2 separate regions of the Mus musculus genome follow, and region 1 is linked to region 2. A link is a loop called in an ENCODE intact Hi-C map of the cell type or tissue named here. Cell type or tissue: left cerebral cortex. All regions are shown on one strand.

Region 1 (8,000 bases), 340 kb after region 2:
ACAGAAGCTGGAAATGGTGATAGGAATCCGCTAGAAAATGTAGTCAGAGATATAAACCAACAAGGAACTACCAGCTTTCCAACAGAGATTAAGATACTGGAACAAACTATGCAGCAATTCAGGCTGAAAAACTTCCAACTGTGGCCAGGAACACAGGGCCAAGCTATGGGGGCTTCTCAGTGCAGGACGTGGATTGTTCTGGTAACACATCAAAAAGCCAGGCTCACGTTACCACCGTGACTCTTGCAAAGGATTTGGTAAGTTTTGAATGGACAATTACCGTAGGGAAAATGCTCATATTGGGGGTGTTTTTCACAAACTCCTAGAGAGATAATGCTATTCAGGGTGTGGTACTTGCTTTAAAAATATTACCTTCCATTTACTACCTATCCAATCAATCTATTTCACTGACAAAGGAAAATAGAAGAGAGAATCTAAATAATTACAATTGGGGCTGGCAGCATATAAATTTAAGAGAAATTAAACAGGCATTGTGGCAGGGAGTGAAAAGATAGATCCTGGAGCTAAACTTTCTCGCTGCAAACATACAAACAAAAACCCTGTCTGTGAATTCCTTCCCTACCCTTGGCCACTTAGTCACTTTGAATGGAGAGAATGAGAGCTGACCTTGCCCAGCCTTCCTTCATTTACCAACAAACACTGCCTCACTAATAGTCATGTGCATATAGTGGGATTCGGGATCAGCAGAAAAACATGAAGGACAAGAAAGGGACTTTACCAGTCTGGCACTGTCGTGTGCAAGAGTTAGAAACAAATGCAGCACCATCAGTGGGAAATATGCCCGATAAGCCACAGCCTAGGTAGAGGTTTCAATCTTTTTTTTTCCCATAAAAAACTTAAGAAAGAAAGAATTTATAAGCAGTGATTGTCAAGGAAGCCGAAGTAGAGACAGCATATAGCATGTTGAAAGATAAACACTCTAACTTGACTCCTCTTGGCCATGATGATTTCATCCGTCTTTGAACTCGGCAAGCATGAACCGGCCTTAATGTTGAATCGTGGTAAACGGGTGGGCGTCATCTTTCAGAGGGGTATGTCATGAAGTGTCCTTCTAATCTGCAGTTATAGACACACAGCAGACATCCAGTTTGTCCTGATTGCTTCACTGCAGCTCCTGATAACCTTTAACTGCAAGTTGGAACTGTTCTGATTAACAATATGTATCAAAGCCCCAGAAACTCAAGTACAAGTACGAAGTACTAGGACTTTACACATGAGCATGACTCTTAAGGAAGTTTCTTGAATCCTAGGGATACTTAAGGAAGTACGTCCTTCCTTTTTTGGGTGTGTTCAAAACCCAGCTACAGGAATCCTTGGACTTGCCCTCTCATGTCCTAAGTTTTGCTTCTAGCAGCTATTAGGAGACTGGGAGCCACCTAATTCTGACCAAGGCCCAATGAGATCTTAAAAATAACCTTTGCAGTTGATCTGAGGGACCTGACAAATGATTAGACCTGACTTGGCTCAAGAAAACCAATTAGTTTATTTTCTCCTTGGCTTTCAACTCCAAGGATGTGAGGATATGCTGGCTTCTAATCTGAACATTTCAGTATGCCCTTTTCCCTTTATATGGCACCCCAGAGCAAAGCAGACATAAAATTATTTTTTGCCTTGAGTTTTTCATGCCTTAATGGTTGTGTGAGCCCGTGAGCCAGGGTTTGCAGCAAGTATGCTAGTTTGACTTTTTGTAAGATTCCTTTTATGTATGTGGAATTCAGTGGGGAAAAAAATGAGCTGAAGATGAGCTGGGAATGTAGGTCAGTGATGGAGCATCTGTGTAGCACATGTTTAAGTCTAGATTGCATTCCTAACATCCATAACACACACACACATCCTATATCACTGGTACCACTAGACAGTCTGGGCAACTTTGAGGCTTGTCTTTAAGCATGTGGATTATCTTTTCTGAGAAGCAGTTTTTTTTTTCTTTTTCCTATCAGAGAGAGCTAGCCTCCCAAAATGCCAATATTCTATAAACTCCTCCCTATTGTAAAACTTTTGTAAATTTGTCCATTTTGCCACACCTTGGTAGAGATGGTAGAGATTCTTGGAACTCTCCATAGCAGCCTTCCCCTGCTATAGCACCCATTAGGAACTAGCCAATCATGTCAGATTGTGAGGTTGAACTGTCACCAATGGAGTGAGACTTAGCTACTTGTACTCCCACCTTGGAGTGATTGCTCGACTAGTGTGGGCCACTGTGCACCCTTTTGCCAAAGTAAAACTGCCTGGCTGAGTGACCTCTGCTTTGTTTAGTATCTCATTTTACAACCCCAGGAATATCCTTCTCCAATAGTTTTATTCTCAAGACTTTCATGTATGCCCTCAATGGTTGGCCTAAGAATCAATCACGTGGCTCTTCTTCTCCCCTTCTCCCTCCTCTTAAAAAATAGACCAGGACTTAATTTGGAAACTATGATTAGTACATCAAATCCCCTGAGTTTATGGACACTAATGACTGTAAGGAGTTTAAAGAAGATACTTATAGAGAATCTTTCAACTTCTTGATGCTGCAGGAGAGCAAACCCAGGAACTTGAGCATAAAGCACTTTGTCATTGAATTACTTTCTTAGGAACTAGCTTTGGAGACGGGGTCTTGCTATGAAGACTAGCTTGGCTCCTACATTCACGATTCTCCTGTTTCCACATCTAGTGTTGAGATTATAGGCAAGTGTCTAGCTAATTAAGTTATTCTTAGTTATTTTTTTGCACATAAAATAAAGTAGGCTAAATTAAGAGATTGCATTAGACCAACTGTTTTTATAGATAGGCCTTAGAGAAGATGGCAAAGAAACACACACACACACACACACACACACACACACACACACACACTTTTATTCAGTAGCACAACGAGCTAAAATTGAGTGTAGGATCATCACACTGTTAGTGCTTTGAGGGCAGGGGGCATGTTTTCTTATTCTCTGTATTCCAACTCATCACTTGGCATACTTTTAGTTCTTAATGAGTATTTATTGGAGTTACTTAAGAATGGAGCAATATTTTTCTTTCATGTTAGATACTTCTAGCTTAAAAAAAAAGCAACTGGATGCTGTCTTCTTCAATCAAATGATGTCATCTTCTAGGCCTCGTCTAATACAGTGCCTGGTATATTATAGTCACTCGACTATTTGATGAATAAAGAAAAAAAATAGGTGGTCTTCGCAGACATCCTGGAATGTTTGATCTTGACCAAGCCTTAAGAGCTCATTGGTACATGGAGTATTATCTACTTGTGTTATTAATAAACTGTCAATGCAAATGCAGATGTGTGTTGCTGGCTATGAGTCATAGATGAGAGGGCGCTATTTCTCACATTGAAATCCTGCTTCACCTTTTGAAATCTGCTATAGAATGTATTATCCCATTTTCTGCTCATAAAATCCTAGAAGGAAGAAAGAGCAGCCCTAATTTGTTCTTATTCTGGATGGGGGAAAGCTATACAATTTTAAAGTTATTTTCACTTCGAAAACAACAAACTCTGTGGAGTAGGTAAGATGCTGAAGTCATACTCTTAAGTCTGACATCCGAGGGGGCACCCCTCTGCCAGCATCTTTGGTCTTTCCCTATTCCATAAGCAACTTAGGCCATGGTCTGAGGGGTTGAAGGGTGGAGTAGGGCTTTGAGGTAGCAGCCATTTATTGAGTTCCTACAGAGCACTAGGAACAGTAATTCCCAAGCAGCTGAGAAGAGGGTCTATGACTTAAACTCTAGGGCTTCTGAGGATCTGAAGAAGTTAATTTATGTGTGTCCAAGATCTCTCAGCATGGCGGAGACCTCAGCTAAGTTTGACTCCAGGGGCTGAGATTCATAACCAAGCCTTTCTTACATGTCAGATAGCCGAGACCAGACATGGAGATGGTTTTCTCTGATCCCTCAGTAAGTTCTGAGTACAAGCCAGACAGGGGGAAAAAGCTTTCTGAAAAGTCACGCCTCTGCCACACACATGTTAGGGAACTGCTATTTTACAGACAGTATAAGGTAAGAATCCTTGTTAAGGTCTTATTACAGGTTCAAAGAAAAATATTAAATTCTGTCCATTTAAGAACTTTTCTTTCAGACCAACAGCTTATTTCCCCCTCGAGAGAGAAAGAACATGAAATTGGGTAGATTGCGAGGTGGGCAAGGATCTGTGAGGATTTGGGGGAGGGAAAAAGGATGACAAACATATTGTATGGGATTCTCAAAGAGTAAATAATAGTAAGACGTCAAGAAGACTGCAGTTCCAGTAAACAACCTTGATGAAACTCATTGGCTCTCTGTCTCCTACACACACACACACACACACACACACACACACACACTCACCACAGCGAGATGAAAGATAAAAGGGGCACTAGCCAGGAAGGTGAAGGATTACTGGGAGAGGGTGAGGGACCAGAGAGGGTGGTGGTGCATATCATCAAAACACCTTCTGTGCATATGTGGAAAAATGTCATCACAAAACTCATTATTATGTATAATCAACATTTGCTAATGAACATTTTAAAAATGCCATAGTTAAACTAGATACCCCGTGTGCTAATAAAAAAAAAATAAAAATATCGGGGGTGGGGTGGGGTGTGTGTGTGTGTGTGGGGGGGAAGAAGCCTGTTGTTACAGCCAATTTGACAATTACTACCACGTGGGGGAGCTATGTGTCTCTCTTTCTTGGCTTCTAGGAAAGAGCTCTAGCGCCCCCGGGGGCAGTGAGTAGCCCTGGAATTCTGCTCTGCAGCGAAGTGTGAAACAATCCCCTTCCTACTCACCCCCCCCCCCCCCAGCTTCCTACTCCCCCCAGCTCTTTAGACCTGGCTCTACATGGGCATTGGCCTCAACTACTCAAGATATAAGCAGCTCTCTGGTTCCTTCCATGGAGGCTGTCCGCAGGCCTCTATCTCCGCCCCAACATGGAAGGGTGCAGGCTCCCCTTGGTGAGAATTAAGAGGAGTCTTGTAGTCAGCCCCTGTGGGGCTACAGGACATCCCTCCAACCCAGTCTAGAACAGCGCTGGCCCCGCCTGGGGAGAGAAGGGAAATAGACAGGCCCTTTAGCACCGCCCCTAAGATCGGTGAGCTGCTTTCTAGCTCCGCCCCCATATAAAGGGCACTGGCCCCGCCCCCGGGGGAAAGGGACAGCCCTCTAGCGCCGCCCTCTGGCTCCGCCCCCAAAGAAAAGGGCACCACCCCCAGCCCTTTCAGCCACTTAGCCCTGCCTCTACCTGGAAAGGTTTAGGCCTGGGCTCCGCCCCCAAAGGCCACAAGCTCACAGGCAAGTTCTCCAGGCCGCACGCTACATCTTGTTGTTCTGTCGGGGCTACAGATTCCTCCTCAGATGCTGCTATCTCGAGAGAAAGCTTCTCCACACCTTCCGCAGACATTTATGGTCTCGCTTCGACTACTCGCCTGACCATTTTGGGCCTCCGGGAGGATGCTGGGAGTTGTGGATTCTGCGGCCCTACTTCCTCATGGGAGTTGTAGTTTTCCGTCCCAACAGGCTGCAGGTGAGGGAGATACCTCCCTCAGCGTCGTTGGGGTGCTTTTCCTCTGGATCCCACTGTTTTAAACTAGATACATAGCTGATAATTTCAGAACCACAAAAGGTACAAAATTTGGAGAACTTGAAATGTTTTCGTTTTTTTCTGGGGAACCTTGTGAAGCCTGGTTGTTTGTTCAGCCTTTGAGGGTTTAGTAGGTGTTTGGAAATGTATCGTCTAAGCTGAGGGAGAAAATACAGTCCAGAGAATATAAAGATCTAGAACCCGCGGAGAAGTTGGGTGACTGGCACAGAATTTGTTTTTGATAAGGTCCTCTCCTTGTAAGCTCACCTTGTCCCATTATACAAAACAACAAAAACCTGTTTTGAGTAGAGTCACTCACTGATCACGCCAGAGTTTCTGTATCTGGTGGAAAATGTTAACATTGCCAAATCTCCCCATTTTGCTTGTCTTGCTTCTTTTTCTTATTCTCCCTCTATCCCCTCCTCCTCCTTCTTCTCCTCCTCCCCCTCCTTCTCCTCTTCCTCCTCCTCCTCTTCTTCTAATTTTCTATCTTCACTGCTTTCTGTGATAATAGGGTCCCACAGGGCATCCACTCTTGTTGACCAAAAGTTTGGAGGCTAAAGGGGGACACTGAAATAGATTGTCCTTATAAGAGATTCATTAGAAGATACATTGATGACACAGGCAAACAGACAGACAGGCAGACAAAGGGCCTTCACGGCAGAGCAGGCATTTCTTCTTAGAGGTTTCAGAGGAAGAAGGGAGTAGTTGATGAGTAGCTTGCAGGTAGGCTGTTCCTGAGTTATCTATGAAAGTCACCAAATTACTCTAGCTTCTGGAATTGTTACAGATCCATACAAACGGGGCAGCTTTACAAAATGCAGGATCTTAGGTTTTTCATCTTTGTGTTTTAGAGAAAAAAATTACAAATGTATGTGTGCATAAATAAATATATTCTATATACTTAGGTGTGTGTGTGTGTGTGTGTGTGTGTGTGTGTGTGTGTGTGTGTGTATTTAGCTAGATTTGTTTCAAGACAGGTTATTAGTATGAAACCCAGTGTGGTTTTGAACTCTCCATCCTCTTGATTATTAGGACTACTTGCATGAACCACTGCATCTAAATGTCTTAATTGGCTTTATTTTCAATTCTAGAAAAAGGACAACATTTCACCCTGTAAGGTAGAATAAGCATTCTGATTTTCTGAGCGTAGCATTGGTTGTATAGGAAGAGAAGAGATGGAAAAGCAGAAGCAATAAACAAAAGAAGAATGGTCCTTTCATAGTTACTCTATCCCTGTAAGGCATGGGCAGGAATACAGAACAGTAGGAAAATAAATCATTGCTTAGCACCAGAGTAATGTTTGTGTGCTAAGATTAAGGCAGAGGAATTTTATTATCCTGGGATATTTGTCTGTTATCTCTTTAGTTCTTTATTTCTGCAAAAGGTTACATAGACAGGTTAGTTTCAGCTTGGTGACAAGTGACTCTATCTTGATTTATCGTCTGTCATGGGGTTTTGTTGCAGCAATAGAAACATTAACTAGACAACCAGGATCCAGAAGTTATCATTATTTTGAGATAGGATCTTGATATTTTGCCAAGGCCTGTACTCGATGTGTAGGTTTAACGGATCCTCCTCCTTCAGCCTTTGGCATAGCCAGGTCAGGTGCATGACCTTCCCCTGCCAATATGGTTTCAGACATAAAGGACTAGGATGGCAGTCTCCAGCCCTTAGCTTCTTCTCTACTTCAGTTATGAATATAGGATGCTTTTACTTTCTGACTTATAGGATCCTTAAGCTTAAAATGACTAGAACTAATTGACTCCTCGACAAACTTTTATTGGTAATCTAACAGAGCATCCAAGCAGCAAGCAGAGAGCGTCCTTACCTCCCACCCATCCCCCCGGCCGGCATAATAAGGAGATAGTTGTGCTCAAGTCTTGGTTCTATCTTCATAGTAGTTTTCATTTTTATCACCTCTTACTTAGTTCTAGTTTTAAGCAGCAATAGAAATAATTAGAAACCTGTCTTCAAACTGTAGCAATGACAGTAAGAACAATTGGGGATATAGAGAATAGCATAGTTTAAAAAGATGACTTTAATAGACCAGGGAAGAAATGAGACCCTAGAATTTTATAATTAGGTTTTACATTGTAGCCATAACATGGTCATTGGAACACCCATCATGGGTTTTAGTTTTTTTTTTTTTTTTTTTTTTTTGTTGTTGTTGTTGTTGTTTTAGAGTCATCTAAGTGATCAGGATCAAAGTGCAATCTCTGGCCACACTTGACATCAGGCTCAAAGCAATTTATAGGACAAGTGCCATAGCCACTAACAGAGATGTCACATGTGCCCTTTCCTATGGGAGCAGGGCTTGAAGCTATACCTTCAGTAGGTCACAGAGTTGTCTGTGATCTTTTTCATCTTCTTAGAGGATGATTCAAATGTAGGACAAGGATTCTTGTTAATCTATTGAGATGTCTTTAAGACAGGAGGA
Region 2 (8,000 bases):
ACACTGGAAACAGAGGGAGTGTTCCCCACTGCCTGTATCTAACGTTGAAAAGAGCTGGAACGCTTTGAAGGATGGGCTAGAGAGCAACCATTTTTCTCTTAATGGGAACATATAAGGCACACGAAAAGAATCAGTAGCTAGCCAATAATATCCTAACAGTTTATTAAGTGGGAGACCCTGGGAGAAATGTACAATATAAAAAAGCAGGGGACATGGTTCACGCTTATCTGTTAGAAAGTCTGTGCCCTGACTGACCTATCTAAAACCGAAAGGGATACACAGGATTTTAGGTACACTTTGACTCAGGAGGCCATTCCCAAGAGGCACGATTGGGTCTGGGAAGGGACTAGGCTGCCTCTTCTCCAGATATCACACAAGCATCGGCTCTCTCCTCTATTTTTGTTTCCTCGAATTTCCCGGGACTGATGCGGGGCCTCGTGTAGACTAGGTGAGCTCTCTACCGCTGAGCTGGCTTCCCGCTGTCTCCATGTCACTCCTGCTGAGACTACTGAGCCTTGTAGCTTCTCTGACCAAGTGTCAAGCTGCCCATGAAGCCAACAGCTTCCTTAAATCAAAACCAATTAACTTGTGGGTTAAGGACTTACACAGACATTTTGGCCTGAACAGCGTATTTCATCTTTATGAATTGCTGTCGAGTCTGAAGAAAGCATAGGGCCATCCAGGCATTCTCTCAGCCTAATCGCTCCCAACACACACACACACACACACACATCAACACCCACACGCAGGCACACTCATGTAATACCTGTCAGCTGAGACTGTAACAGAACAGGAATAAGGCAGGGCCTAAAAAAACCAAGGCAAGGAGTCCTCACAAATACAGCCTCTGCTTGCCCTAAGTTATAACATGGAGGAGATGTTCATCTTCTGGTCACTATGAAAGCTCTCTTTCCCATAAATCCTATCCTTTCCCAAGGACATCGTTTCTGAGAAGTGTGCTTGTTGCTTGCCAGGATCTGGGGCTCTAGTTCAGTCACAAGACTTCTCATCTGAGTGGGAAAGCTTATTCCTGTGAAGAGAACTCATGGAAGGTATAGAGAGGAAGAGGTCAGAAGACTGATTTAAGGAGATGTAGACGTAAAAGAGGAAAAGTGCTCAGGCAAGGGAAGGCTAGACAAAGGCTGGATAACGGGCAGTTGCAGGATAGTAACAATATATAGAGATTTACCAACTAGTTCAAACCTAGTAGAAGAAAGAAATCTGGTTTCTATGGCAACAGGAAGCCAATTCCCCTGACAATGCTGTACCCCAAAACATGTACAGTGATAGTACCACTTAAACTTTTTTCCTTTGGAAAGAGCTGAGGTGTAGTTCAGGGCTAGAGTGCTTGCCTAATATGGGATAGGCCAAGGTTCAATAACTAGCATTGCAGAACGCAAGGATGGGGAGGGATAAACAAGTGCCTTTTAGACTGGCCTTGAGATAAGAGTCTTGGGGGTTGGGAAGCAAAGAGGGAAAAGAGAAGCAGCCACTTCATAGAGAGATGCAAACAGTGCACCACTTGCGGGAAAGGGTGCTCTTTGGGATCTTAGGGGTGCTTCACAGGAAGAAAATTTCCACGTAGCAAAATGCATCTGCTGGAGTAAACAAACTCGTGCTATGAATGAGGGACTTCCCAGGGTCTTGATAGTCTTGATGGATAGTCACTTGCCAAGAGCCGTCTGGCTTTGATCTACGGAATCTTGTTTTTCAAGGATTTACTGTTTCTCACTGTGCTGGCTTGGCAAAGACAGAGGCCAAGGAGTCAAGAGCTCGGCTCTGGGTCTGGCTTTGCAGCTTCCTTCCTTGGGAGAGCTGCGGCTCGGCTCGGTAAACAGCAGGCCACTCATTTTCATCCCGCCACATCCAGACGGATTGGCTGCCTTACCTACGTCAGAGAGCACCCGGATGCAGCTCTCCACCGAGGCTTTTTGGCTCGGCATCAGCCAGTTGCAGTGGTAAACTCGGAACACGCCTTGCAGGAGTTGCACAAAGACAGGCTGGCGGGTCTATAAGAGAGAGAGGCGAGGTGAAGAAGGCTGCAGAACACAGATGGCCTGGCTAGAAACAGAGGCTGTCTGGAACCCTCCACATCTTAGTGGGAGGATTCCAGAAGGGTCAAGGACTGGATTCCAGAATGTGTCTGCTTTGGTGTAGATGTTGACTATCCCCTAAAGAGCTATGTATTAAAGGGACTGGTCTTCAGACTGGTACCATAGGAAGGAGGTGGGACCTAGGAAGAGGTCCTTCGGGCATCCAAAGGACAGGGGGTGGGACATTGCCCTCCTCCTTGCTATTGTTGCTTTCTTTTTATGATTGGTTGAACATGTCTACCCCATCAGACACTCCTGCCATGATATGCTGCCTCACCGCAAAGCTTTGGGGAAAAAAAAATTAATCTTTTTTTGTTTGTAACTAAATTAGTCTGTTTTTTTTTCATCATATCAACAGAAAGCTGAAGAACACAGTGCCTAGATGGTGAGAGAAGCTCAGGAGCATTTTAAAGCAATAAAATAGTATCACCGACTTCATGTTACTTATTTTAGATGCATTTTAAACTTGATATTATCTAATGAATTCTGATCACCAGAGTGAGCAGGGAAATCAAACGCTCCAAAGCAGTAAAGCCACGCAACTACGAACCAGATGAATTAACCCAGGTCAGCGATTTCACCCTGGTGTGAGTGGCCCCCAGCATGTTAGATGTACCACAGTCACTTAGACCAAACTCTCCTTGAAGCACCATGTCCCAAGAAAAGCTCTGACCTCATGATTCTGCTGCTGCTGCAGCGTCCCAACAGCTGCACTACAGGTGCAAACCACCATCCTGAGCTAGCATCTGTATGTCCAATACTTTGTTTGCTTATTTAATTTACTTATTGTTTAACTGTATGCATTCATGTGTGTCATGGGGAGTCAGTTCTGTCCTTCTAGCATGGGAGTTCCAGGGATCAAACACAGGCCTACTAGGCATGCTAGCAAGTGCCTTTATACTTGAGCCATTTCACTGGCCCTAGACACTATATATTTTTTTTTTTTTTTTTTGGCTTTTTCAAGACAGGGTTTCTCTATAGCCCTGGCTGTCCTGTAGACACTATATTTTTAATTCACAAAAATGGAATGCCAGATGGATGTCAGCAGGGACGTCACCTCTATCCTTATTTATGACAGTCTCTTTGATGGTACAAAGACAACCCAGCTGTAATGGGTAGTGACAATAAATATCCATTTAACCCAGAGCACGGGCACAAGCCAATTGCTTTCTATGAGAAGACCTCTCTTTGGCCTCATGAGAAGAACTAAGTTTGCACTCCTTTTAAAGTAAGAGCATGCATACAGCTAGTGAATTAGATACTGACTTTCTGAATGCTTTTTAAAGTAGGGATTTCTTATCTCTATTCATGTGACATTTTTCTCTTTGGACATGCCAGGCAAAGGTGTATGGTGAGCTGCACCAGTCATCTGTTTGGGGCAGATAACTCATTCGGCTGCACTAAAGTGCATCGGAAAGGAGTAAAGAAAGAGGCGGTGAGAAATCTAAAGGGATTTCCATGGTGAGAGGGAACCAAGGCAAGTGCTAGAGGAGAAAGAGAGCCTGTTTTAAGAAAATGAAACAGAGGAATAGAATTTTCAGTTCCCCCCTACAAATGCGGTTCATGTATCTTCCCATTGTTGGGTGCGTGATACAAGCCAGATGTGTCATGCATGATCTCATTTGGACCTGGATAATAACTATGTGACATGGAAGTTACCTTTGTGTTCTAGTATAAGACAAAGGCTGGGCAAGGATAAAATTATCCAAAACTGCTAAGAGAGGCCAGCAGAGCGCTGACTCAACCTCTTCTCCCCATTCAGGTCAGCTGGGACTGGAATCTTCCGGAAGAACAGCCTGCCCTGCGCTCCCAACCACCCAGCAGCAAGCTTCAGTACTCATAGAGGTCAAGGGGACAGGGAGCCAGAGGAATTGGCCAAGGAACCTAGAGTCAGTTCCTATGGCTGTGGCTTCTGCTTAACCTCTGAGTTTATAAAGGGTCCCAATCGAAAGAGCTACCTGCCCCGAGTCCTTGCCCCTGGCCTGCCCCTGTGCTAAGAACTGCGCGAGTATCTCATTTAGCCTTAGAATGACCCTGTGAAGAAGGAAGGGGCATTATTATAAATGCTGAGCTTGAGACGAGACCCCTATAGTCTAAGTCACGGAGAAGTGTTCCTTGGTTAGTCAATTCACACGAACCAGTGTTTATGAGCCATCTGCTTCCTCCTGTCTGATACCTGGGCATATAAAGGTGACCGAATGAGTTCTCAGTAGTTGCCTCCTAACTGAAAAATGTGACAGGCAGCATGGTGACATCAGCTCACTTGACTTCTTAGCCAAAAGGACAGGGCTAGTCCTATAGTCTATTCATTGTTTGATTGGGTAAAGAGTGATACAGGGACTCAAGGATACATGTAATTTCAGGAGTTATCCACAAGGGGGCACTGCTGGAATGTGGTGGAACCTTTGATAGGTAAGGCACTGTGGAAGGGACATTGGGACAGTGGCTCCTTTTCATTTCTTTCTCCTTTTTCCCTTCCTGTCTTCCCTCTGCCCACCTTTCTCCCCATGCCTCCAGTTGCAGGCACCACACTGTAATGTGAAATAGTCCTGCAGTCCTACTTGGTTATGAATCCTATCCCTATCCTATCCATAACTGCGCCTTCCTCTGGCCTCTCAGCTCCTCTCTTGAACCATTCATGTTCCCTCCAGGCCCCGCGAAGTCCCTTCCCTGCCCCGGCTAAGACTTTATTTTTAATCTTTAGCCATTTTATCCTTCTGAGTCTCAGAGCTCAAGTACTAACTCAAAAAATTGGTAACTAGGTGCTGGTCGTTAATACCAGCATCAAAGGCCCAGCAATGTCTGAGACACTAGTCTGCAGACCGGTAGAGGCTGCCACATTTGAACCTCCTGCTGTGTGCTAGGTACTATACTGAATGTTTCAAATAAATATTGTATCTCATTCTCACAAGAGCACACCAAGTTGATATTATATTCTTGCCAGACATACACGATAAGTTCTGAGCCAGGTGTGGTGGCACCGTTGGGAGGTCAAAGCAGGAGGATCAGGAAGTCAAGGCCAGCCTTGGTGACATAGTGAGTCTGAGCCACCATAGGCTACATGAGACCCTGTTTCAAAATAGAAAGGAGAAAAAGAGAAGGCATGAAAAGGGAGGGGAGGGGAGGGAACAGGAAGTTCAGTGACCTCTCTGTGTTAACAGAGCTCAGATAGGACAGAATAGAGATTTGAATCCAATCTGTCTTGCTCTAAAGCTTCCAGAATTCTCCTCTTCCTCCCTGGAATTCACATTTACAAGCTGATACTTGGGCATTTCCCTGGCAGCTCAAATGCAGTGCATCTAACGCCAAATTCATCGGTCTCAGCTCTGACATAGGAGGCGGGAGGGAGAAAGAACTGAGATGTAGCTAAGGAGAAGACACGCCTTACAAAGGAACAGCACGAGAGGCTACACAGGCGTGTTCATTACCAATGAAAGGTTCAGAGATCTATCAGCTACGTCTTCAGAATTACACCTTGATTTCTGGGTATAAACTACACCTTAGGAGAGATTTGGAATATTTGTCATTTGAAGATTTACTTCTCTGGCAATTCTTGCTTATATGCTGGATAAATTTAGTCCACAGAAGGAAACAGTAGCAACCAAGGTGAGAAGCCATAATGTATGCCCCATTTAAAGCTGTGTGTGTGTGTGTGTGTGTGTGTCTGTCTGTCTGTCTGTCTGTCTGTCTCCAGGTACACATGTTCAACAGCACAGGTTTGGAATTCAGAGGACAATCCTTACAAGCTGATTGTCTCTTGCTACCCAGTAGATACAGGGATTGAACTCAGGTCGTCAGGCCTGTGAGCACGTGCCTCCACCTGTTGGGCCATCAGCCGACCCACGGCATACAGCTTATGGTTTTCAACACTGTTTCACTATCTCCTGGGGCATCACCATCTCGAATGTCACCTTCTACTACAAGAGAAGCGTGTCTGGCCTCATTAATCACTGTGATTTCCTGGTTGGCACTTGGTGTAAAAGTACAAAGAGATGATGCACCTGGCTGTTGTTAATGGGCTCTACTTCTCAAGAATGGATCGCCACTCTCGTGTATCCTTGGGTTCTCCATGTGCAGATTTATCAAGGACTGAAAATATCTGAAAAATCATCAGGTCTGTATGGAATTCATACACAGTTTTCCTTGCCCCTGAATAATATGGTGGGCCAACTACTCTCACAGCGGCTGCATGGCATGGCTCACTGTAAGTCGCTTAGAGACGATTTAAAGTCTGAGGGAGCATGTGGGTAGCTTCTATGCAACTATAACACCATTTACTGTTCAGGACTTAAGCACCCCTGGATTTTGGTATGTGAGGACCGAGAAGGTCCAAGAGCCAATCCCTACAGGTACTATGGGCAACTTCCCTTCTGCCCCCAAGGGCCCCTGACAGAGCCACCTTCCATTCTGGCTTTGCAGAATGGCTCATTTCCAGCTCCCTGCACATGCCTGGATGTAGACTGCAGATGCCCACATGAAAACTGTCCCTCGGGAGGCCGTTCTCACCTGCAGAGTGGTGCTCTGGTCTGAGAAGGGAGAGCTGAAGAAGGTGGTGACGATGCTCATCACGATTTCAGTGACGTACTTCTCCAGAATGGAGTCTGCGTGCTTCCTGTCGCTTGTGTTGTTACAGGCCTAGAAAAGAGACAGAGACTGGGAACTCAACTCGGTATGCAAGCCTACTCCAGAATATCAACAAATGACATTCCTCACGGGACAGAAGTAAAGATATGGAGGCCACAGTGTATAACAGATGATCATGAAGATTTCAGTGTGGAACAGGAAGTCACAGTGTATAATAGGTGACAAACAGGAAGTCACAGTGTATAATAGGTGACCACACGGGTTTTGGAATGAGAGATGCTTTGGATAGTATAGTACCTGTCCACTATTTAATCGTTCTGCTTGGAATAAGATTAGCCCTTTCTAAGGTTGGAGAATAAATTTTTAAACAAATTGAATAGTTCTATACCTTGAGTTACAAAAAAAAATCACTTATATTACAGATGAAATAAGAAATTACTAAAAAGAAAAAAGTAACAAAAGTATCAAGTATGAACAGACCCTTCCACTCAGAACTGTTCATGGAAGAAAATTCACAACTGGCTTTTACAGCATTTCTGAACAGGGATGACAGACAGTCCTATCATACTCACACACACAGACACAGACACAGACACACACACACACACGCCTCACCCTGCAGATGTCCACGAGGAAATTCTCAAACAACTTCCACATGTGGTTGCTTGTGTAAATCTCCTTCATCTCCACCTCCGTATCCACATAGCAGTGATTCAGGAAGTTAATGTAAGCGATCTTAACCTGAAGGGAGAAAGAAGCTCTTGTGACAACCCCGCTTCCACAAGGAGCCCATGAGCTCTCGCTTCCTCTCCAAGGTTCGGTGCCCAGTCTTATTCCACTACCCCTGCTGGCTCTCGTGTCTGTAGCTTTTTGATTTTCCAAATTCACAACTATAAAATTCAAAACCCCAAAGCATAAAGCTTTAGGGAGAGACTGTTTTTATGATCTCAAGGTAAGGTTGGATGAAAAGATTCAAGTTTGACTACACTGTTCCTGTTGGCAAGAAGGCAGCGTTATTACATGGTCCAGCCTGGGAGATGTTTGCAATGAGTGAAGCCGGGAAGGCATGACCCACGTCCACATAAAACATGACAGTTAAGTCTCCCTGGCAGCACCCTTTATAATGGCCAACCTGTGGAAAAAGCACACAACTGCACCAGTGATGGCTGGAGTGACGTAGTGTGGAATCTGGACATGAGGAAGTATTACTTGGTAATAGTGAAGTACCAATGCCTGCAAAGCTGGCACGAGCTGTGAGAAACTATTTTGCAATCACCCAGTCAAAACAAGGCATGCATGTGTGATTTCGTTTATACTGAATGA

What was found. Peaks named below come from ENCODE experiments on the same cell type or tissue, not always from the same donor. Only the 100,000 strongest peaks of a DNase experiment are listed, where the experiment ranks them.
Region 1: a loop joins it to region 2, with 9 times the contacts of the local background. A loop is called at or near these places in 2 of 42 quality-filtered maps.

What each region holds. Positions count from the first base shown.
Region 1 is chr6:108,062,461-108,070,460 of GRCm38, reverse strand. Setmar (SET domain without mariner transposase fusion) reads right to left here and starts at 5,416. Exons shown (of 2, transcript NM_178391.4): 1 at 5,222-5,416. The coding sequence starts at 5,380. In left cerebral cortex, CTCF peaks have their summits at 4,684 and 5,171; DNase peaks (open chromatin) are centred at 1,728, 4,707, 5,163 and 5,404; H3K4me3 peaks cover 1,330 bases; H3K27ac peaks cover 1,379 bases.
Region 2 is chr6:108,404,818-108,412,817 of GRCm38, reverse strand. Itpr1 (inositol 1,4,5-trisphosphate receptor 1) reads right to left here. Exons shown (of 62, transcript NM_010585.5): 34 at 7,293-7,418; 35 at 6,600-6,728; 36 at 1,889-2,009. Among named protein-coding and RNA genes, the nearest start is that of Gm35165, 64 kb to the left of the region's middle. In left cerebral cortex, a CTCF peak has its summit at 4,469 (motif pointing right); DNase peaks (open chromatin) are centred at 1,910 and 4,480.